Linked DNA regions of Homo sapiens: regions 1 and 2 are each linked to region 3. The links are chromatin loops, found by intact Hi-C in ENCODE. Cell type or tissue: PC-9. All regions are shown on one strand.

Region 1 (8,000 bases), 230 kb before region 3:
CTTGAGTTTTGGTAGGGGTGGGGAAGCTGAGCTAGGAAGGGGGCTTGGCTGGTGACAGAAGGAGAGCAGTCCTACTGAGAAGGGTGTTGGGGTCTCAGAGGGCAGGGGGAGGGGGCCTGCTGATTTCTCACCACCCCAGATGACATATGACTTAGCACGTCCCCAGGTCTCCAGGGCTGCAGCCGGCGCTGTGCTTTCCACATGTGTTTAGTATTATCGGTGTTTTTACAATAATAACTGTGGTCTTGAAAGGGACTAAAATTAATTAAAATGCCTGGCTGGAGAGAACCTCCTTGGGGTAAGTGCAGGGGGTATGGGCGGTCATCTTGTCCATCCCCCTGTCTCTGGTTGGGTCTGGACCCCTGTTGGCCCAATCAGCTGGTCTTAGAAGATGCCAGTGTGGGAGCATCTGCAGTCTTAGAGGTTAAAATTCTTTTAGGGAAATGTTTCTTGGTATTTAAACTACAGTAAGAAAGGAAGAGCAAACACTTAGATGTTGTGTTTGCAATTTGCAGAACCGCACTGAGAAAGCCCCCACTGGTTGTATTTATCAAACTCTGCTGCGTGCCCTCATCCAAAGACCCCTGTCTGAGAGCATCCCTTGGTTCAGAGAGGAACAATTTGGCTCTTGATTTAGGGCAGGGTTTCTCAAGCTCATTGCAGCACTGTTGACGTTTGGAGCTGAATCACTCTTTGTGGGCAGGGGTTGTTCTGTGCACTGTAGGATGTTTAGCCATGCCCTTGACCTCTACCCACTAGATGCCAGTAGCATTCCCAGCCTCACAAGTGTAAAAACTAAAAATGTCCTCAGACGTTGCCAAATACCCCTGGGGAACCAAATCGCCTCCAGTTGAGAACCACTGATTTAGGGCAAGGCTCTCTGGCATCTCAACCACCTCCCCCCATTCCCACCCCCCCTACTCCCCTACTCCAGGGAAGCAGTGCTCATCCAGGTTGTCATGACATGCAAATGTGTCACCATCACGCAGGAGAACAAGTGACGGGTTATGAATAACACCCTGAGGTTTGGGAGTGATTCACTTTTTAAAAACAAATCAGAGCAGGTACTAACATAGCAACATCCCTTTCACTCCCTCGCAGTCCAAGATGATTTTCCGAGTGGCCAGAGTTGCCCATTGCTCCTAGCCTGTCTCATGGAGGTCACAGCCAGGATGAGGTTAGCTGCTTTTGCTAATCAGCTGTGAGTAGTCTGGCGATGACATGTTATTGCCATGTTTTATTGCCTCATCACATTTGGGTTTGTCTGTGGGATCATGCTGCACACAGATCACGTTGCTGTTCTCGAAGTTCACTTGGAGGAGAACTGGACATCCAAGACTCTGTTGGCCCTGTTGGCCTCATCTCCTTTTCCTCTCTCATCTCTCAACACTGTGCTCTATTCAGTTGCTTCTTCATGGACCTCCAATACAAGTCTTCCTTCCTACACTGCCTGGAGCCCTTTCCCGGCTCCTCTGAATATGGCTGGCTCCTCCTCCTCATGTCTCAGCTCACACATGCCCTTCTCAGAGGCTGGGTGCACCTGACATCTAGCGAACCCGGCCCTCTTCTAGTAGTGAGTCAGCCTCTGTCCAGGGGCTCTGTTCTTTTCCCATAGCATGTGTCACTACCGACACTCGTGCTGGTGTGTATGTCCCCCGCATACCAGTTGGGTTTCCAGGAAGCCAATGCAGAGATGGAGTTATGGGTTTATTGGGGGAATAAGCAACCTATGAGGGAAAAGAGGAGGGAGCTGGATTGGGCAGGGGGAACCATCAGAACGTGAAGGCAACCTGGGCAGTCTCCAGGAGCTTTGGAGCAGAGACTGCCCATTGGAGAAGTCCCATGTGGGTAGAAATGGGTTGGCCCTTGTGCCACCACCTTGCATAGTCATTAGCTAGGGCTGCCTCAAGAACAGCATGACCTCAGCCTGAAAACTGACGAGGACCTCGAAGACACCAGTGCAGTGGCTGTCAGCCAGTCAAGCTCCTCTCAGTCAGGCAGCAAGTCCTTTTTGAAGGATCTGAGCCATGCATCTCCATGTCTACCCTTCCGGGGTGGAATGGACACTCCCTGAGAGCAGGAACCCTGTAGATCTTGCTTATGCCTGATCCCATTCCCTACAGCAGAGCCTGGTGCATGGTAGGAGATCAAACCTGAGCTGATTTTAGTTTTCAGAGAGTAATTTGGTTGCCCTGGTTGCCCTAAACTCAGATTTCTGAGTTTACAAACTCAGAAATAGAAATATTGTAGGCTGAGTGTGGTGGCTCACACCTGTAATCCCAGCAGTTTGGGAGGCCGAGGCGGTCGGATCACAAGGTCAAGAGATCGAGACTATCCTGGCCAACATGGTGAAACCCCGTCTCTACTAAAAATACAACAATTAGCTGGGCATGGTAGCGTGTGCCTGTAGTCCCAGCTACTTGGGAGGCTGAGGCAGGAGAATCGCTTGAACCCGGGAGGCGGAGGTTGCAGTGAGCCAAGATCGCGCCACTGCACTTCAGCCTGGTGACAGAGTGAGATTCCGTCAAAAAAAAAAAAAAAAAAAGAAAAGGAAAAGAAATATTTTAGAAAGACAAACATGTGCTGCAGGGGGAAATGGCAGAGAAACACTGCTGCAAGGTATCTCAAACCATGGTTCACCCTGCAGTACTTCCAAGGTTTTGAAAGCTAAAAAAAAAAATCATGATGTTGGGGCATCCTGTAACTTGCCTCTTGTAGGGTTAGAAGATGTTAGCTGGGTGACATCTCTCCAGCCAGGTGAGAAGGGGGGAACAGAAGCTCGGGGGATCTCAGAGGAAAAGGAAAACAGAACTATCTGGTGGGTCAAAGGCGCATACCAGGGGGCCGTGGGTGCCTGTCAAACCGGAATGGTTATCTGGTCTGGCAGAGCCCAGCATCTTGGGTGGCCAAACAAACCTCAGATACAGTGTTCCCAGAGATGGGGGGTTGGAGGATATTATGCTTTCCCTTTAGCCTGTCTCTTGCCTCAGTATCTACCTCTGCCAGAGGATCTGAACTGGGATGGGCTTGTCACCTTGGCTGCTGTCCTTTGATGGGGCAGGTCAAAGTCCAAGACTCCAAGAGAACAGGTCTGGCTGTGCAGAAGCCTGCATGGGTGCAGTAGGCAGGGGGGTAGAGGAGTCTTCTGGGTGACAGAGATACCCACGGGGCAGGTGCCCAGCAGCCTTGCAGTGAGGAGGGGAGGGAGCAAACTCTATGCACTGTGTGGAGAGGGAGCGGGTGGCAGAGATCTGTCTCAGGGAGGTGCCTGACTCAGAGAGCCAGCATGAACCTCAGTTTACAAACTCAGAAATGCAAGAAATAGAACTCATATTATCTGATAACTCAATTGCAGTGGGGCATTTCAGATCCTTCCTACCCTTTTCATGGGTGTTGCCTCTAAGTTCAGGGAACAGGGAAGGCTAACAATGCTCTGGCAATTACGGAGTGGGACAGTGTGCTCTCTACATCACATGTCTGCACTGGGCTCATCTGAGACCTCCAACAGGCTGCTATGGGTTCCTCAGCCGTTCATTCACCCTGGGCACTGCCGAGTAGTCTTTTGATCCCAACCAGAGGACATGCCTGTCTACTTATTCAGAGCACCCTGGTAGTACCCCTGACTCAGTACCTGGCATATCATCTCAGTACTCAGCAGTACCCCTGACTCAGTACCTGGCATATCATCTCAGTACTCAGTAGTACCCCTGACTCAGTACTTGGCATATCATCTCACTCTCTGCTTTGAGCCTGGCTCCCTTTGCTCCCCCAACACGGAATCTCTCAGCTTTTATCTAAGGGCCGCTTCACTAGACCTCAGCACATGTTCTTCCAAATCTGTTGTATTTGCAATACCTTTCAAAAACCTTCTTTGAAACTCAAAAACCAGGGTGTATTATGCTATTTCTTTGATTTGGGGGTGTTATCCACACTCTAATGCAGCAAATTCAATAGGGCCTCACTAACTAGACGAGGAAAGACCAAGCAGTGCAAGGAAATATTGTGCTGGGGGAGACAGAGGTGAACATTGGTTAAAATACAAAAAGCATCCTCCCAGCACACTTGCTTTGGGGAGCTTTTCTGCCCAGAGCCCAGCTCCTCTCCTGCCTCACTTAAAGGCTCTTCCCCCTTGTCATACAGGTTGCGCTGGCCCAGCCAGGAGAACTAAGCAGTTGGCACTGTCTTCCATTTCCAAGGGCAGCAAAAAATGTATTAATCATCAGGCACCAATGGGAGGTGAGGGAGGCTGGGTCTCTCCATTTCTTTCCATAAGCAAGTCCTTCCTCTGCAATGTGGCTGGACCTCCTTGCAGGCAGTCAGGAGGGCAGGGAAGCAGACCCAGCTCTGGGAGGAACGGCACAGCCTACAGAATAGAAACAAACCTAACGACTGCCATTTTGAGACCTCAAGAGTCATTAAACCCAGACTGAAGTCAGTTTATCTGAATCCTCACCTAGGTGGTGTGTTGATGTGGGCGGGCCTCCAAGGCCACCAAAGTCAGAGTGACCCAGGTTTAAGTATTAGCCCTACAGGTTAGTGGTCCTGATAAACACACTTCATTTCCTTTGCCTCCATTTCCACATCTTTAAATGGGCATGATATTTGCGATGATTCAATGCAATAATGTTTATAGAACCCTTAGAATCCTGCTTGGCTGTCTATTCATTCTCAATTAATGTTAATTCTATTCCTTTCTCTTAGGAGGTCCACAGATGAAGAACAGCTCTCATCTCTATGGTCCCCAGCATTTATTTAAAGCTAAGAATTCACAGGTCAACCAAATCACTCCCTGAAAACTAAAATCAACCAAAAGCAGAGGAAGAATCACTGAGACCCTCCTAGCATGTCTTTCTTAACTCTCATACCTGAAAGGATGGGTAATTGGGTGTTTCATATTGGCATGGACCCTAACATGGTGTGACTCAATCTCTTGCAATGCTGTGCATTGCTAGGGCACTGATTTCATTGTTGAGAGTCTCTCACTGGTAAGAAATATTTCCTTATTCAGTATCAATTTCTTCAGCTGATTGGCTCTATTCCACATCCCATTGTTATGGCTCCTCACCTAAGTACAGCTGCAATGCTTGAGAAAAAAATGCCCAGGAAAATTCTTGCCTTTGAGCAGGCCCACCTTATATTGAAACCAAAAGTCTGCAAGAAAAATGGTAGGGAATGACCTTTAAGCCTTGGAGGAAGAATTTATGAGCACAACTATAGCTTCTTCTTGGCATAAAGTTGTGTTCTGTATTCTTCAAAATTCTCAGATTTTGTGCACTGTTGGTTCAAGGTCACAACAAAAAGCCCCTATGCTCTGAGGACAGAAGCATGCTGGGATTTCAAGGGCATGGCCAGATTTGAGAGAAAGGAGACCTCAGAGCTTACGACTTGGAAAGGCAGAGTCCAACGACAATGGGTCATTCTCCTGTTTAGGATAAGGGCATGCAAATAGCATGTGAATTGCACATTACATTTCTCAGATGTGAGTATTTGGTTGAGGAATGGGGGCTGTTGGCAACACTTCTGGAAATTGAACTATCTTTATCCTGATTCACAGAGTTGTAGCTGAGCAGGGCATAGAGGAGAAAACAGGGCACTGAAATAGGTTAAAAAAAAAAAGAAAAAAAAAAAGCTCTGTTACTACATTTCCCCACTTACCTGCCTCTTGTCTGGTGATGATGAATCAGCAATACCGCCTGTCAGTTCAACAGGGTAGATTTTACTTATTTTCCTTGGGTTCTTCCAGTGGGGAGCCCAGGCACAGACAGTGTTAAGAACTGGCCCACTTTTGCAGACCTGTTTTGCCTTCTTTGTGCCAAGTAGAAGAGGCAGGATCTGCACAAAGACCCCTGCAGACTCATGACCTGTCACCAGCAGTTTCCAACCATAGAAAGGCTCAAGGCTCAGGTAGAGGGCTAGACTCGAGAGTTATGGCCATTAGAGCTGGAAAGAATCTCGGAAATAATTGGATTCACCCAGTACCCTCATCCTATGGATCAAAAAATTAGGGGCCCAGGACTGGAGTGGGAGGGTGCCCAAGAGCACAAAACCAGTTTGAGATGAAGTGGAGCGCAGACAAAATACATACGCATAGCCAAATGGGAGCGTAATGTTTCAGCCAAAAATCTAGCTGTGATTGTTCATGGTTTTTCTCATTAGAATGGCTGCTGTGAGTGTGGATTTCCCTGCTTGCCCCTCTCTACTCTGCCCTACCCTGCTCTGTGCTCCAGGAGGCTAACCTGTATGAACTGCATCAACACTCTCCCTGCCCCCTAGGGCTTCTGGTTGGTTTTGGAAAATGGTGAACTTTGGTGGGAGATGGGAGAGAGTGAGGAGAGTGAGGCTGCGGTGTTCATTGTATTAAGGTTCTCTAGAGGGACAGAACTAATAGGACAGATGTAGATATGAACGGGAATTTATTAAGGAGTATTGACTCAGACGATCACAAGGTGAGGTCCCACAATAGGCTGTCTGTAAGCTGAGCAGCAAGGAAGCCAGTCCGAGTCCCAAAACCTCAAAGGTAGGGAAGCCGACAGTGCATGCAGCCTTCAGTCTGTGGTCGAAGGTCCAAGAGTCCAAAAGCTGAAGAACTTGGAGTTCGATGTTTGAGGGCAGGAAGCATCCAGCACGGGAGAAAGATGAAGGCCAGAAGACTAAGCTAGTCTAGTCCTTCCACGCTCCTCTGCCTGCTTTTATTCTGGCCGCACTGGCAGCTAATTACATGGTGCCCACCCAGATTGAGTGTGGGTCTGCCTTTCCTAGTCCACTGACTCAAATGTTAATCTCCTTTGGTAACACCCTCACAGACACACCCAGGAACAGTACTTTGCATTCTTCAGTCTGATCAAGTTGACACTCAGTATTAACCATCACACTGTCCCCTCCCCATTCTTTTTTTTTTTTTTTTTTTTTTGAAACAGAGTCTCACTCCGTCCCCCAGGCTGGAGTGCAATGGGGCAGTCTCAGCTCACTGCCACCTCCACCTCCTGGGTTCAAGCAATTCTTCTGTCTCAACCTCCCGAGTAGCTGGGACTACAGGTGCCTGCCACCACATCTGGCTAATTTTTTATTTTTAGTAGAGATGGGGTTTCACCATGTTGGCCAGGCTGGTCTCGAACTCCTGACCTCAGGTGATCTCCCGCCTTGGCCTCCCAAAGTGCTGGGAGTACAGGCGTGAGCCACTGCGCCCAACCGTCCCCTCCCCATTCTATCCCCCTGTGTGGTCACTTGCAGCTGCTCCCTCGAGGGCAGTACTGGAGCCCTATGGGTGGCACTGTCCTGCATGACACACCTTGTACGATAACCCCTTTACTAACTCACCTCAGAATCACCTAACTTGAGTGTGTCATTTATTTCCTGCCAGGACCCTAAATGATACCATAACTGAAGGTTCAATGGAAAAATTTTAGCATTATGATGGTATTTGCTAACAATCTTGCTTACACACTCCTTAATAGTAAGCTAAACTTTTGACAGGCACCACCCAGGAGAATTTGGAGACTAGAGAAGATGGGACAATTCTGAAGTAATGACAGGAACTAGCCTAAGTTTACTCAGTTTCTTTGTTTATTGTTATTGTTGTTGTTACTGTTATCTAAAATCATATAGATGACATGTGACTACATTCTGGTTAGAAACAACAGGATCGGTATATATAGGTTGACTAATCCCATCTCTCTTGCCCCACCACCCATCTCACTTTCCTCCTCTGGGTAACCACTAGAACAGCCTTGTATACTTTATTCTGGTCTTCTTTCGGGACACACATACACACAGTGCACACAAACACACAAGTGAAGATAGAGCTTAAAGGTTTGGCTTATAGTATGCTATAGTCTGGATGTGTCCTCCCATAATTCATATGTTGAAATTCTAACCCCAAGGTGATGTACTGGGGGTAGGGCCTTTGGGAGGTGATTAGGTCATCAGGATGACACCCTTGTATATGGGATTAGTGCCCTTATAAAAGAAGCCTCAGGAAGCTATTTCCCCCTTTTGCCATG
Region 2 (8,000 bases), 140 kb before region 3:
GTGGCTTGCCAGGGGCTCTTGGCCCTTCCATCACAGTCTGAAGTCTGCACTGTCAGCTTCCCTGGTTTTGAAGGTTTCCAACTTGGACTGAGCCACTACTGGCTTTTCTCTTCCCCAGCTTTCATATGGCCTATCATGGGACTTTACCTTGTGATCATGTGGGCCAATTCTCCCTAATAAACTCCCTTTTATATAGACATAGATCCTATTAGTTCTGTCCCTCTGGAGAACCCTGACTAATACATTTGGTTTAAATCAACAAATGTTTATGGAGTACCTATCATGGGCCAAGTGCTGTACTTGTTTTTCCCTCAAGATTCTCAAGAAGTGACAGCAGCATCTGTCTTATCCCTGGTACTTAAATAAGACATCTCCCGTTGTCCTGGGAAGATCAAGCCATTGAGCATTTATGTGTCTCTGCCCTAGAGAGTTCCTAAGGCCAATCTTGAATTCTCCCCTCTCCTAGACTTTCAGAAGGATCAGTTTAGGAGGCAGGGCACTGCAGAGCTATAGGCCTCCTACCTGGACACCCTGTGTTGTCTGTTCAAGCAAGGAGGCTCCCCTCTAAGCCTGCAGGCTCCTTGCTGTCTGACCCCAGCCATCTACCCTTGCTTCAAATTACAAGTAGGACTAGAAGCCAAGAGCCAGCCCAATGCATCACGGTTCTCACTAAGGAGACAAACCAAGCTGCCAGCCAGCAGGGCTTGGCTACAAAAGCTCAGGATGCAGCAAGCTTATCCAGAGAAGGTGATTTTGTTTCTAAATGCAGCTTCTCTCTCTGCAGAACCTACACATTTCTTCCAATTGCTTTTCTGTTTAAAGATGAGCAGTCTTGTTGGGGGTGCCATCGGGCTGTGTGTGTGTGTGTGTGTGTGTGATGGGGCATGCAATTGCATAGTAATTTAACTGACTTCATTTAAGATAAGGGCATGCCATTGGTTCAGTCCCCGTTAGGTTCTAATTAACCTGGCTCTATTCTGGAGCCACAGAAGACACTGCTGATCCAAGAAGACGCTCTTACAAATGAACCTTCATGGTCCAAAATCTTCATGGTCCACGGGGAGGCAGGATGTATAAGAGGTGCATTTGCAACCTTTACTCAAAAAATACGTGAACAGCTTCCCTCCTCACCCTGCCCCCACCATCCTCCCACACAAAGGACACACACTCGGCTTATAATTTGGTTTGTCAGCTACTTGATAAAAATTCTAGTAATGGGCAGCGGAGTGACTCCTTGGAGAGGGCCCTGCTAGTTCTTAATCTCAGCAGAGGTGGATAGATCTGGGGACCTGGGAGAAGCTAGGCTCTTGGAGATGCAGCCTTTGCTATTGGTTATTTTGTTGATGTGGATATACTTTGGAATCCGGAAACTCTGAAAGGAAAGAGTTGTTGATTCCCTGATATTGCATTCATTCATTCATCACACATCCATTGAGCCCCTCCTGGTCGGGACAGGCACAGTGCTTCCCGTGAGAAGTATGTTAGTTTCATAGGCAACCCTGGGAGGGTCCACGGTCATTTCTGTAGAAAAGCCTTGGACTGGGAATCAAGAGACTGAATCTGTCCTGAGTCTTTTGCTCATTTGTTGGGTGACCTTGCGCAAGTCACTTCCCATCCCCGGGATTTCAGGTTCTCGCCTGAGCTTCCCTCCAGCTCTGACGCTCTGCATTTCAGCTTCATAAAGCAGGGAGGACCCAGAAGCATGTGCCCGGACAAGCCTCCCTCTTCCCTCTGCTCCTGGCTAACTCAGAGGGCCAGGCTGGGTGTGGCTAGCTCTTACTTTCCCCTCAGGCTTCTCCTCAAGGTTTTCCCTCTTCTTTATCCTCGCTCCCCACAAAAGTAAGGGAGAGATGAACAGAGGAATATGGATACAGAGAGAAGAATAACCAAAAACCAAAAAAAAATCCTCAAGATTTCCTGTAGCCAGCAAGGAATATCAGGTTTCAACCTGAACAAAAACGTGCTGTTGCACTGCCTGGCTATTGCCTGACTTTGGAACCCAAATGGGTGTTCTCTGTCAAGTCAGAGATTGTGGTTCAGAGTGAAGACTGACTTATATACACATTGCCATGGCAACGTTTAGGTAAACTGGCTCAGAGGCCTGAGGATGGATATTATGGGATCGCTTCCTTTCTTCTTTTTTTTTCTTTCCTCTCAACACTAGCCTAAGGTAAAGAACAGCTGAGCTGGGTTAAGTGATTCCTTTTTGGAGATTTCTTACCTTTGTACATATTTGGCTCTGAATTCATCAGTGAAAACTCAGGGAGGTGTCAGCTGAAGGCATGCTGGGGTCCTTGAGTTTTATTGATAACTACATGATGTCATTGATAATTCATGTTGAATGTGACTGATTATGTTGCTAAGGGGAGAAGGGAGCTACGTGTGTGTGTGTGTGTGTGTGTGTGTGTGTGTGTGTGTGTAAACTGGATGGGGGATGCTGGTTGTGACTTTAACTTGAATGTCTACCTTCTCCATTCAGATTTCATCTGCCCGTCCCAGATTCTCTTGATAATTGTCGTATCCAGTGACACCCAAGTTTTCTTTTGTTTGCTTGCCTGAATTTGAATCATTGTCTACCTAGTGCCTGATAGTCACACACCAAGTAGGGCCTTGAAAAACTAAAATAAGCTTCCTCCAGGGAGACCCAGAGCAGATGCAGAAGACATCCTTGCCTCTTATCTCCTCTGGGGGTTGATGCTGGAGACCTTCAAAAGCCTATATAGAGAGCAATGGAGGTCTTGGATTCTCCTGGCTATTTTATTGTATTGCTTTTCTAACTTGGACTTCTAGGCTGCACACTTGAGGCATCAAACTTACCTACATGCAGAAAGATTGGCCCAGTGAATACCCATACAGGGATTTCTGGAGCTCTCCTAAAGAAGGACAGGCAGCCTTTAAGCAGGATCAGAATCTCACTTGTCAGAGTTCTGTGAGCCACACCAAGATGGGAATTAGGAAGGGAATCCAGAAGGTAACGCTGGTGGAATCTGATGGAGTCAGTTCTCCACTAGTCAAGTTCTCCACTCTGCACTTCTTCACAGTCTCTCTGGACTAGTAATACGTTTGTGAAATATAAACTTTTTTTTTTTTTTTTTTTTCAGACAGGGTCTCGCTCTGTCACCTAGGCTGGAGTGCAGTGGCATGATCTTGGCTCACTGCAACTTCAACTTCCCAGGCTCAAGGGATCCTCCTACCTCAACCTCTTGAGTTCCTGGGACCACAGGCATGCACCACCATGCTCTGCTAATTTTTTGTATTTTTGGTAGAGATGGGGTTTTGCCATGTTGCCCAGGTTGGTCTAGAACTGAGCTCAAGAGATCTGCCTGCCTTGGCCTCCTGAAGTGCTAGGATTAGAGGCATGAGCCACCACGCCCGGCCTGAAATATAAACTTAATTCTCTTATTGAGTATAATCAAGACAGGGTATTCTTTTCCAAAGATAAAACGCCAGAAAAGTTACAACTTCTGTAGATGTGTGTCTTACATTTACAATAGACAGGTGCCAGAAATCCATGTGTATAGGAAAAGTTTGAAGTTGGTGAATTTTAATTATATTTGGTGAAATTGTCAAAGGAAATTCTTGATGATTTCTCTGTAAAGTGCTCTATTTCTTCAAATGTTTCTGTTACTGAGATTTTTCTGCCTTTGGTTGGCTTGGAATTGAGTGTCCCCATAGCTTAGAACAAACAAAAAGTGAACTGGGCCTAGGGAAAAATCTGAGTAAGCAAAAAAGATCTTTGGCCTCAATCTCTTCTTTTGAGATTTACTTAGCATATTTGGGATATGTGGATACCCTTTCTCCTGGTCTTTAAAATTGCTTAGGTCATATTTTTTCTTTAGAAATAAAATGCTTTTGTCAGGAATTCTTCATTTTTCTTTCTTTTTTTTTTTTTTGGAGACAGCATCTTGAGGGCAGTGCCACCATCGGAGCTCACTGCAGCCTTGAACTCCCAGGCTCAAGCAATCCTTCCCACCTCAGCCTCCTGAGTAGCTGAGACGACAGGAGTGCGCCACTATGCCTGACTATTTATTTATTTATTTTTATAGAGATGGAGTCTCACTATTTTGCCCAGGCTGTTCTTGAACTCCTGGGCTCAAGTGATCTTCCCACCTCGGCCTCCCAAAGTGCTGGGATTATAGGCATGAGCCACCACGCCTGGCCTATTTTTCATATTTTGGAAGCATCTATGGCGCAGAGACAGCTAAGAAACAAAGAGTTTCTATAATTACCTTTAAAAAGCATTTTGACCCCTATTTTTTGAGACACTCGACTTCTTTGCCAGCTCTGATAATAAACCCCGTTTTTGACATTCAGGGAGCAACTCAACAGGAAGAGGAAGCAGGAACTAACCAGAAGAAGACTGTGGGGATACTGAATGCAGAGGGAATAAATCCATTGTAGGTGGCCCAGGACCTTCTGACTCCAGGTTTGAGTCAACATGGAACTCCCAGGATGCTCCTCACTTAAGGAACTAGTGGCACTTGTTCTTTTGTGGGGAGAGGGGATAAAGAAGAGGGAAAACCTTCTCCTCTGGTCCTTCCTAGGCTCTAACCGATTTTAATATAACTCCATTCCTGGCACTATGGTCCTGGAAGCCAAAAGTGAACTCTTTTCTACTTTGATCCTTAGGGAAATTGGAGCAAATCAAGTTGCTTATTTAAAAAAAAAAATGTCAAGGGTGAGATTCCCTAGGGTGCGGTGTGAGGATTGTACTGGAAAAGGAGGAACACAGTCCAAGCAAACACTGCTGAGAAAGTCTTCCAGCTGGTTGGGTTCCTAATAGTTTCTCTGGGCAAAGGGGAGATCCACTGTCAGATAAAAAGCAACTCATCACCCTCTGAGCAGCAGCTGGGCAAACGGCCAGGCTGGGGAGAACAATGATTTCCTCGCTCTTAAATTTGATGATTAGTTCATATTTATTGGAAGCCTGTGATGCATTTAGCCTTGCAGCCAACGTGCAGAAGGAGGCAGCCCGATGGGATTCATTTTTTCCTATTCAGTTTTTCCAGTTTTCATCAACTGAGTCAGCATCTCCCTAGTTAAGAGGTGTTGAGCTGAATCTCATCTGATCCGCCTATAGCTACTAAAATGGCTCTTAATGCCTTCCCTCTGATTCAAGCCCCCAGATCAAACTGGCCTATGCATATCCACCCTCCCCAACAGCTCCACCCTTTCCTGCATCTCCATCAATGAGATGAAATGGCCTATTTCACTTAAAATACCTCCATGATTGTGGGTTTCTCATTACTGCCTGTAAACAGACCTCTCTAGTGTTTAACACGTTACTTTAATTAGCTTTAGGGATAGAAGGAAAAAGAGAGGGTATCAGGGTCGGGGGACAGGTTTTCCTTTTTGTTTTTGTTTTGTTTTGTTTTGTTTTGTTTTTTTGAGACAGAGTTTCGCTCTTGTTGCCCAGGCTGGAGTGCAATGGCGCAATCTCGACTCACTGCAACCTCCGCCTCCTGGGTTCAAGCGATTCTCCTGCCTCAGCCTCCTGAGTACCTGGGATTACATGCGCATGCCACCATGCCCGGCTAATTTTTGTAATTTTAGTAAAGATGGGGTTTCACCATGTTAGCCAGGCTGGTCTTGAACTCCTGACCTCAGGTGATCCGCCCACCTCAGCCTCCCAGAATGCTGGGATTACAAGCCTGAGCCATTGCACCCAGCCTGTTTTTATTATTTATTGAGTGTTACTGTCTGTTGGACTCCATGTTGTGTAAATTCTCTTGCTCACTCCTCACAGCTTCTTTATGAGATAGACCATCTTATTGACTCAATTATACAAATGTGGAAACTGAGGCCGAGAAAGCCTCCATGGTTCCTGGGAGGAACCACTCTGGTACTGCCTCTGTGGCTTCGGGTCCTAGCCACAACTTGGTGTCCCGAAAGGTCAAAAGCCAGGGGAGAAGTACTAAGGGGTACCTTTGGTGTTTGTTTAAGAAAAGAACTGGGGAAACTGATCATAAAGCTCAGGTTTATAGAAATGTTTATAAGGCCAGGTCTGACATGCAAGGCATCCTGAAGCTTGAGCATCCATTTAAAGCATGCATGCTTATGTTTGAATTTGCTCCTGAGACCAAATTGTGGCTCTCTTATGTTCAAATTGCACTTTTCACCAGTGCATTAAAACACCAGTTGCTGATAAACTCAGCCCAGATGCTCCCAGGAGAAGAGCTGCTTGTTCACTTGTTGAAGAAGCTAGTAGGCCGTCTGGAGGTTGGGCAGTCTTACCTGGTCAGATGTGTTGGTGACTCTCCCTGGGGATTACTGGTTCTGGTGGTCTCTGAGGTTGACCCTAATGCGAATTGTTTCATCTCCTCTATTTTGCCCATTAGATGAGCTCTGGATGAAATGATTTGAATATGAATAAGCGCTACAGGGGGTTTGCAAATGACGCCAAGATTTTTGCAATCCATTGCTGTTTTTCCTTCTGGGGATAAAGTGGGTGGTGGTTTACAGCCAGGTGCAGTGTAGTTTATAGACTGCCAGTAGTAGTGGAGGCCAAGAGTAGAGGGAGCTGATAATAACAAACAGTATCCTCTGGGGAATTTCATGGATGGTTCATGGATGTCCCTGAGAAAGTCAAAGTAAAATGTAATTAAATCAAGTTTCCAAATAAAACACTCTGGGCCCAGAAGAGATTCATGATCTCGGAAGATTAATTAAACACATTGCTGGGTCCTGGGTTAGTACTGGGCATTCAGGGGGATCTGAAGGGAAAGTTTGATCCTGGTGGAGTGATTTCTCTTTTTCAGAAGAATTAGAATCCTGGGTTAGGGCAGCTGCTGAATGATCTGGAGGGAGTTACGATTGCCCAGAGGGTCATTTCGAGGTAAGCCCTTCCAAAAGAGCACTTCAGTGCAAGATGCAAGCATCATTAGGTTGAAATCAAGAGCGTAAGCCAGCCAGACCCCAGATGCTCTGGGATTCTAGTGGGCTAGCCAAGCAAGCGCATTTTCCCCTGCTCTGTGTCCCAGGAAGCTGGGCTGTCAGGACACTATCTAGAGGCTGCGTTGCCCCTGGGCTTCCAGTGGGGCTCAGCCAATGACAGTGAGGGGAGGAAAGTGAGGTAAGGATATTTCATTCCCCGAACCCCATCTTTCAGGAAGACCTTGTGCTGGCTGCATCTCGCCAGAGTTCACAGCTACTGTGGAGCTGCATCATTCTTCCTCTAAGATCTTGTCCCTTCAGGCCTGGATAATGATAGTCCCCACTGTTTCTGGTCCTAGGGTACTGCACTGTTCCCTTCTACTTCTCGACATCTTGCCCACTCATTTGTAAGTAGTTCCTTTATTAAACTCTCCTGAAGTTACTCAATATAAGGGTGCCATCTGTTCCTACCTAAACCCTGAATGATACAAAAGTAGCTACTAATAGGATCCCCATTTCACAGGCAAGGAAACTGCAGTGTAGAGAGATTGAACAACTTGCCAGGGGGCCATACCTTGTAAAAGGCCAAATTGGGATTTACATCCAGTTTTGTCTGATCTCAGAGCCTACTGATTGATGACTACCCTTCAGCACTTCTGCGGGGCTCCTTATGGTGTCAGCAGTCTCTGACAAAGGCCACTAAGAATTCATCAGCCACTGGCCATTGCTCTTGAGGCCTTTCCTGCCACCCTTTCTGCCTCCTACGAGGTGAAATTGTGCAGATCCACCTGCTTCCTCATTCTACCACTGTTGGGACAAAGGGCATGAGCCTGTATGGTGGATGATCTGGACTTGGATGCAGACCACACAGCAGTGCCAAGAGGCCACTTGAGGAGTAACTGAGCTTGGCTTTACTGGCCCTGTGTCCCTCATCTGACACCATATGCAGTGCAGGGACACAGCAGACAGGAAATGCTTTGTGGGACACAGTAATTACAGAGCTACTCACTTAGCACTGGGGTCATTTCTGAGCCCATAGATTCACTTCCAGGAGGCCCAGAGAGTTGGCTCAAACCTCATCCTGCACGTCTCCAGAGACAGGTCATAGAAAATGCAGGTGCATGTGA
Region 3 (8,000 bases):
GCCATGGAACAGAAAAGCACATAGACAATCTGTACTAATGAGCATGACTTTGTTCCAATAAAACTTTATCTGCAACAATAGGAGGTGGGCCAGATTTGGTACGTGGGCTGCGGTTTACCAACTCCTGGAGTAAGGCAGTTGAATCCTATGGTAAGGAATTTGGATTTTATTCCAAGGATAGGTAGCCATTGAGAGGTTTTGAACAGGGGGTCATATGGTCAGATTTTGCTTTGAAGAGGTTCCTGTAGCATAATTTACCACATAAGAATTGTCTTTCTCCATTTATTATTTCTTTCCCGTTATGAACTCTATTTCTAATTTTCTTTTGAAAACTGAGAGGATGGGGGGAGCCTCTGGTAGTTGCCTATGCCATTTACCAGTCACATAACCTTAGGTCAATTGCTTAATCTCTCAGCCTCAGTTTCCTTCTTCATAAAGCTGTAATAAGAATACCTGTCTCAAAGGGTTGTTAAATAGATTACGTGAGATCATGTATATAAAACATCTGTCACAGTGACTGCGAAAGTAAGGGCTCAATAATGCAAATCCCTTTGCCATTTTTTTTTCTTCCGTTGGGCCTGTATAAGTCATACGCCAGTCAAAACAGGAGGATATGTAAAACTTGGGTTGAAAAATCAATTGCACAATTACAGGATAGGTAAGAAATTACTTAACGTAACATAACTGGGTGACTTGGCTGCTACAAGAGCTAATATGATTTTAATGTAAATTAATAGAAATATGATTTCTGATGACAAGAATGATGAGTCTATTTGTCTTCCGTGTTAGCCAAGTATTTGGAGTCCTGGAAAAAAATCTGAGTGCACTCATTTGAGAATACTAGTAAGTGAAGTACATTCAAAGAAGACTGTCAAATATAAAAGGGTTTTGGAACCCTATCACATGTAAAATGTATTGGAAGTGTTTAGATTGGGAAGAGTAAAAGAAAACTTTAAAACTGCACACATAGTTGAAAGGCTGTCACTTGGAAGAAAGATAAGACACACTGTTCTGCTGTGGAGGTGGGCCACCTTGGACCATCGCGTGGAAACTGCAGAGGTAAGATTTTTCCACAATTAAAGATCTCCATGGTGGATGTGAGCTCTCAATCCATGCAGGTATTCTGGAGGCAATGGAGGAGTATTCAATAGCTGAGATAATGTATAAGAGATTTTTGCAATGCAAACACAAATAAATTAAAAGACCTTTCTTTATACCTTCCTCATTTCTGATTCCTTCCTCATATCTGCAGGGTACATTAACCAAATCTGTAGAGATCAAAAGGCCCTTTGGATACTAGGGACTGGATTTTTCTCTTGGGATCTCTGCTATAAAGAGGATTGTGAGATCCATGAATCCATGGTTCATTAAGAGGTAGAGAGACTAATAGAGGGTTACTGGGGGGTGGGGCAGAGGGGCAGGAGGGAGTGGCTAAGGTAAAAATAGAGTGGGTTCCCTTTATGTAAATGGAGTCAATTTTATATCACTGAAAAAGAGATGAAGATCAGGAGAGGAAAAATGAACTCAGCATGTTCTCACCAAAACCATTTCCAAATCCATCAACTCCTCCTTCCCTGTGCCTGTTCTCCCAGTTGGCTCTAATGAGTTGCATTTTTTCCCCTATGGCATGCAAACAAGGAAAGACCAGGAAGTACTATTTATTTGCGCCCGCCTCCTCTTCATGAAAATGTAAGCTCCATGAGGCAGTCTTTCTTGTTCATGGTTGCGTCCTAATCAAATATTTATGGCAAGAATGAGGAGTGGGAATAATTCTAGAGTGGAATATGACAGTGGGAAATAATGGTGATCAGATGAACCTCCATATAAAATCCTGAATGCTCAAGGGACATGTCTAACAATAGCTTCAAGGAACTATTGCCCCAAATTTAGCCTGGTTGTTTTCTGAGATTACCTGGCCCATGTTGTATCTGGTCAAAAAAGAACGATTCTCCAGAAATTCGGAGTAAAATAGTTCTAGTCTGTGCTTGATAAAAGAGGAAAAGCTCAATCAGGGCCCAGCAAAGTTTTCAGCTGTCAGAGTCAAGGGGAGACTGAGAAAATGCAGAGGAGAGATGGCAAAGAAAAGAAAAAAAGGAATGAGCAGGAAGAGGAAAGGGAAAGAATAGGAGGGCAGGTCATTGCATTTCTTGTGTGCAAGAAACCTGTCTTATGCCCGTAAGTGAATGTCATTTGAGAAGCAAAAATTCATTTGACTCTCAGAGGGATGAGAAACTGTGTAAGGACAAGTGGTAGAGTGTTATTGCAGAGATTCCAGTGTGTTCTTTGGCAATACCGTCACGTTCATGGATACGATGGAAGGTAGATATTTGTTTAGCACCTACTATGTTTCAGGCACTGTTGAGAACAGAAAGAAATGTATTCTGCTATCTTCTATGGCAGCCTCTAATGCTTCAGTTTACTGGCCAATAGGTGTGATCAGGGGCAGATCCAGCTTTTGTGTGGCATGAAGTTTATGGTTTTTTTTTTTTTTTTTTTGAGGCGAAGTTCTTTAAGAAAAAGAATTTAAATTTTAAAAATTCAAGAATAAGTCCAGAGCCTTAAAAGGAGCCTGTGCTTTTGAGAGGTGCTGAAGCTTGAGCTTTGTTTGCTTCATAGTAAATCCATCTCTGGCTGTAGTGATAGTTCATCGATTACTTTAATATAAACGTGCCACCATGCTGCCTCACAAACGTTCATTTTGGAAATCAGGGAAGGAAAGGGATGGGATGGAGCTGAAGTGGGAAAGTCAAACAGCTCCAGTGAATCCCCATGGCTCTAATTTAATAATAGAGCAAAAGACCGATTCTTAAATGAGTTTATTTTTATTCCCTTTTGCTAAAAATTTCAGTTTTGTTAAAATGGTTAGAAAAGAAAAGGTTTTATTTTAAGTGCAAACAAACAAATAACCCTGGATCTACATACAAACTCTTTCCGGTGTGGAGGACTCTCCTAGGTTTCCAGTCAATGTGTTGCTGTTGCCAGGGTGATAAGCTCTGTGCTTCTGGTGTTAGACTAAAAATTCCTCCAAAATATTTTATAATCTGGTGATATTGGGCTTTGACTAGATCTGATAGATATGGGGGTGAGCGGGATTCTGAGGAATTCTCTCCCAGCACTCCTGTGTCTCTTGCATTTTACTGTGTATCAGAGCCACTTGGGGAGCTTATGAAACTCTTTTTCCTGGCTATTACTCCCAGGAATTCTAATGCAGGGGGACTGCTGTACAGACCAGGAGACTCCAATGCAGTCAACTCCCAGATTGCTCTGGCTAAAATCTCCTCTATTAACAACCCTGCTCTATGTAGGAGGAATTATAAACATACTCAGCAAAAGGGGAAAGTGAGGCACGGGAAAGCAAAACAACTTGCTTCAGTTCCCTTCACAAGTTTATGTCCGAACAGAATATTTTGGCTTCAAGAAGTCCTGGCAAAGGCCACATACTGGGAAAAAGAGCATATTTCTGGAAGGGAGAACAGTCTAGCAAACATACAGATTTGCTAGGGAAGGGGGTAGTCGCAGTGGAATGGTGTGTGTTGATTTTAATAGACAAAGGGATTAGAACGAATAAGGTAGGCAAGAATTAGTGAACACCACAGAGACTTTTAAAAAGGACTTTGTGAGTGTTGGCAAGAGAAAAAAAAAATAGAGATTTTGTAAGAAGGGAGGGCCTCAGCGCATGGAAGGCTATGTCACAAACAAGGAACAGAATTTGATGTCTGAAGGGGTAGGGAAGGATTTGCACAGTCCCCCGCAGATCACAGGCCCTCAATCAATGTTTGTCGAAGGAATTTGCAAAGGAGGCCGAGTACTAATGTTGCCTCGATTTGATAACTACCATTTTCCTGGTTGCCATGTTCCTGGTGTGGGATGTCAGCCAGGAATCCAATAAGCAGAAACAGACAATGTGAGGTAATGCCAGAGAGGTTGGACTCTGGTTAAGACTGCCAGAGACACAGGCCCAGTAGTAAAACTAGCCTGAGAGGGTGAAGGTGACTGACTCTTTAGAGACACTTCTCCAATCATCTGGGGTGTGGGAGTGGGGATGGGGAGGTGTGCCCATGTGAGGGAAGGAGTGATTTCATCTATTTAATGAAAAATGACCTGAACGTTTCTCTGAACCTGGAAACTCCCCATCTAACTGGGGCCAAGGAAAACAGGATTAGGTCTTGTTTCTTCTACAATGGCTTTGCGTCTGCTTAGAATGAGTTAAACTGGAGGGAGCAGAAAAATCATCCCCTTTCATTGTCTCTACAGAGAAATCTGGAAGGCTCTGAATCATTTAATGGGTTAATACGACAGGCTTCTCTCTGGTTCCCTGTAGACACTGATTTTCTCTGGCTTCCTTTGCTTTTTAAGTGGATACTCCATTTCTTGGGTATGTGTTCATAGGAACGGAAAGTTTGCCATATTAAAACCAGATAAGCAAGTCACCCCTCTGGCATTCTGTCTACTGACAAGCTCCTGATTTCAGGTCTAATATTCCCTGTGACCTCCACAAGGGACAGCTTTTGCCCTGAAGCATGAGGTCATGAAAACCACAACAAACATTTTTGCCAGAGTGAGCAACTACTGACATGTAATTTTCTGTGTGATCTATTGGAGTGGCACTTTTCAAGATTTTTCTGCCTAGATTTTTGGAGATACAGTCTTTTCCTCAGCTTGTTTTCTAGGATTGCCAAAGGTGCTGATAAAAAACAAAAACATCACAGCAATCAGCACTCCACAATGTCTTTTGTGCTCAAATTTGCCAAATCATCCAACAGGAGAACTGGGTGAATAAATCCACAGGGCCACTTTCTTTTTAATGCAATGTATATTTATTGTAAACAATAATATACAAAAAAAAAAAAGAGAAAGAAAAAGGGAAAGGTAAGTTTCACGGAGAGAACAAAAGGTTTGGGGCTGGGAGGGAAACAAGTGAAACAAACAAAACACGAACACAAACCAAAGCTTTTACCTAAAGACAAAATATGATTTAAATGCCAGGTTTCTTAAGTTACAGAAGTATCTTTTTAAAAAGATCTGCTTTTATACAGAAATTGAAGGATGCCATATTATGAGTGCTTTAAGATTTTATTCTACTGACTTCTAAAACTGTTAATATATCTTTTTTTAAATAAAAAAAAAAGTTTGCTGTCTTTTTTAAAAAGCAATCCTCAAACTCTCTAGCCACAGCAGTAATTAAGATTAAGGTCTGTCAGTGGGCTGATCCCCTCCAGGTAGCCTCCCTCACTCCAAGAGAAGATGCAGAGAAATATGGATGACACATGCTTGCATTGTTTTTGTGTCAAAACACACACACACCCACACACACACACAATATAAGGCAGCCCAAAGGTCTGTGGCAGAAAACACTGCAAATGACTCAGTGATACACTACATTTGCAATCTCTCATTTATACAAAAAAAGAAACAAGTTTCCAGTTTGTTTTCAACAAAAACAACAAAGAAAAAAGGGATGGACAAAAAGGCATTTATACAAATCTAGGGTGAGGAATACAAAGAAACTTGCTTTTAATAATAAAAAAAGATTAAAGAGATAAATAAAAAAAAACTGGTTACAGTTAAGAACATAATTTAACAACAGATGACCATACCCTTTGAGGAAAGCTCCAACAACCTATTTTAAAGAAGGTAAAATTGGAAAAAAAAAAAAAAAAGAATTTTTTTTTGTTTTAATTAAAACCTCTCCTTACAAAATAAATAATTTTAGCAAGTGGAATGTCTTGAAGGTTAACTGCTGGTGTTCTGAGAGGCACAGGTGACAGAGCGAGCAGGCATCTGCCTTCCACATGGGGCCCAGGCAGGCAACCGGGGGCAGTGTGCTCGGGCACTTATTGGCTGCTGAAACATTCCCAGAACAGATTTCATCTCCTTTGCTTGCCTTTTACCTCTTTCTTAAGACTGCAGTGAACAAGCAAAGGCAGGAGGAAATGCACTAAAAGAGTGCAAATGTTTCCCAGCAGCACCGTTTTAAGGCTCAAGGTGTTTTTCTCTTCTTTAAAAAATATATATATGATAAAGCTTACCAAATGCTTCTCTAGACTATTGTTTACTCCCATAATTGCAAAATAAGGCCTTTATTTTTTTTTAAGGCAGCTCCTCCTTAAATCGCAAAGCCTGAGGAATTAAGCAAAGTTAACCCCCAAAACTGATCACATAACACAATTCTGTTTTTAAATGTTAATACAACAGGATTTTTTTTTTCTTTTTGTAAGAGAAAGCAAATCTGTACAAAAATACTCTGGTTGCAAGAAAAGCTAGGGCACACTGTTCAACTAAGAGTAGTTTAGCTGTTGGAAAAATAAGAGCATTTAATTTTATCTAAAAATATGTATAAATCCCCTCAAAATGGTAATGAATCATACACAGTACATACTAAAAATATTTAAAATAGAGAATATTCCTCACAGAGGACTTTTTTCTTTAATTACTGCTAAAAAAATAATTACAAAGTCCAAACAGGCAGAGAGATTTAGCACACTGATCACACGATTCTCCATCATCCTCCACGCTTGCTCTGAAGAGGGTTTAAAAAGTCCAGTTTCTCGTTGATTTCGCTGCTCCATTTAGCCAAGGTTGGCCTGGCCACTGATTGGCCACAAGTGGGTAATGCGCTTGGATAGGTCATGTTTGTGTCTTGGAAATTTGGGTACGAGTTGCCTTTAGCTTAAATGTCTTTAAGGAAGAAGAAGAAGAAGAAAAAACAAAACAAAATAAAAAAACAAAAAAACACAAATGTCCAAAGGGAATTCTGGTTGGTCCTCTCTTTCTTCGGTTATTTTTAGGATCATCTCGGCCATCTTCGCCCTTCGTGGGAGGCCTCCTCAAGGTCGAGTGAGCTGTGTGTAGACGGGTTGTTCCCAGTGCTGGGGGCTGTGGGTCTGCGGGATGGAAGGGACCCCAGAGGTGTCGGCGATGGGGGTGTACATGGGGCGCTGAGCGGGGTTCATGTAGGTGAAGGTGGAGTAGAGGCCGGTGCCCTGGCCTGCCGCGTGGCTGTAGTAGGAGCTGGAGTTCTGGTGGTCGGTGTAGTCGTACTGTGAGCGGGTGATGGGCGGGTAGGAGGGGCTGTAGTGTGGGAGGTTGAAGGGGCTGTAGGCGATCTGTTGGGGCGAGTGCTGCTGCTGCTCGCTGTAGTGGCTGGGGCTCAGCTGCTCCGTCTTGATGTGCGTTCGCTGGGACTGGCCCGGCTCGCTGCTCAGCGTGGTCAGCGTGTGCGCCTGTGGCTGCTGCGGGGGTGCCGCCGGCTGCTGTGGGGGCGCCGCCTGCGGCTGCGGGGGCGCCTGCGGGGCCGGCGGGGCCTGTGGGGGCTGCTGCGGGGGTGGCGGCGGCGCCTGCTGCTTGGACATCCACACGTGGCCCGCGCTCGCCGGGGTGGCCGCGGTGCTGCTGATGCCGTAGCTGCCCGTGTAGGTGACCTGGCCGTGCGTGGCCGGCACCCCCGGGTGGCCGTTGGGCGGCAGGTACTGGTCAAACTCGTTGACATCGAAGGTCTCGATGTTGGAGATGACGTCGCTGCTCAGCTCGCCGATGTCCACGTCGCGGAAGTCGATAGGGGGCTGTCTGCCCCCCTCTGGCAAGGGGCGCCCCTCTCGCTTCAGGTCAGCCTTGCCCGGCTGCACGTCGGTTTTGGGGGTGGTGGGTGGGGTCGGTGGGCCCTGGGATTGCCCTGTGGACAATAAAAGAACAAGCACGAGAAAATCAACAAGGGCTGTGCAGACGCCCTAGTCTTAGGCACCCTCCGGGGACCCTCCCTCGCTGCTAAAGTGTAATAAGGGCCCGCACCCGCGCAAGAGGCGCGCTGCACCGGAGATAAGTCGCCCAATGATTAACCCGCCGGTACACACTGGACAGCCCCCTTTTATCAGGGGAGGGTCTGGGGCCCGGAGGGTCCGGAAGACCTAATTGCTACTTGTGTAAGAGCCCTGTGTGTGCTTTTGGGGTGGGGGAGCAGAGAAGAAGGGAGAGGTCTTGTAAGGCTGTTAAGGGCATTTTAC

The links. Hi-C counts contacts between places; a loop is a spot of excess contacts. Peaks named below come from ENCODE experiments on the same cell type or tissue, not always from the same donor. Only the 100,000 strongest peaks of a DNase experiment are listed, where the experiment ranks them.
Region 1: a loop joins it to region 3, with 11 times the contacts of the local background. A loop is called at or near these places in 5 of 110 quality-filtered maps.
Region 2: a loop joins it to region 3, with 8 times the contacts of the local background. A loop is called at or near these places in 3 of 110 quality-filtered maps.

Annotation. Positions count from the first base shown.
Region 1 is chr17:72,355,647-72,363,646 of GRCh38, reverse strand. No RefSeq gene overlaps it. Among named protein-coding and RNA genes, the nearest start is that of LINC02003, 17 kb to the right of the region's middle. In PC-9, no CTCF peak of the experiment used is centred here; DNase peaks (open chromatin) are centred at 816, 4,186 and 4,976; H3K27ac peaks cover 3,093 bases.
Region 2 is chr17:72,267,538-72,275,537 of GRCh38, reverse strand. No RefSeq gene overlaps it. Among named protein-coding and RNA genes, the nearest start is that of LINC02003, 71 kb to the left of the region's middle. In PC-9, no CTCF peak of the experiment used is centred here; DNase peaks (open chromatin) are centred at 2,047 and 4,817; H3K27ac peaks cover 324 bases.
Region 3 is chr17:72,123,215-72,131,214 of GRCh38, reverse strand. It overlaps SOX9 (SRY-box transcription factor 9), which reads right to left. Exons shown (of 3, transcript NM_000346.4): 3 at 4,799-7,672. The coding sequence ends at 6,828. Among named protein-coding and RNA genes, the nearest start is that of SOX9, 6.2 kb to the right of the region's middle. RefSeq lists an enhancer at 7,497-8,000. In PC-9, no CTCF peak of the experiment used is centred here; DNase peaks (open chromatin) are centred at 4,494 and 5,294; H3K4me3 peaks cover 3,082 bases; H3K27ac peaks cover 3,690 bases.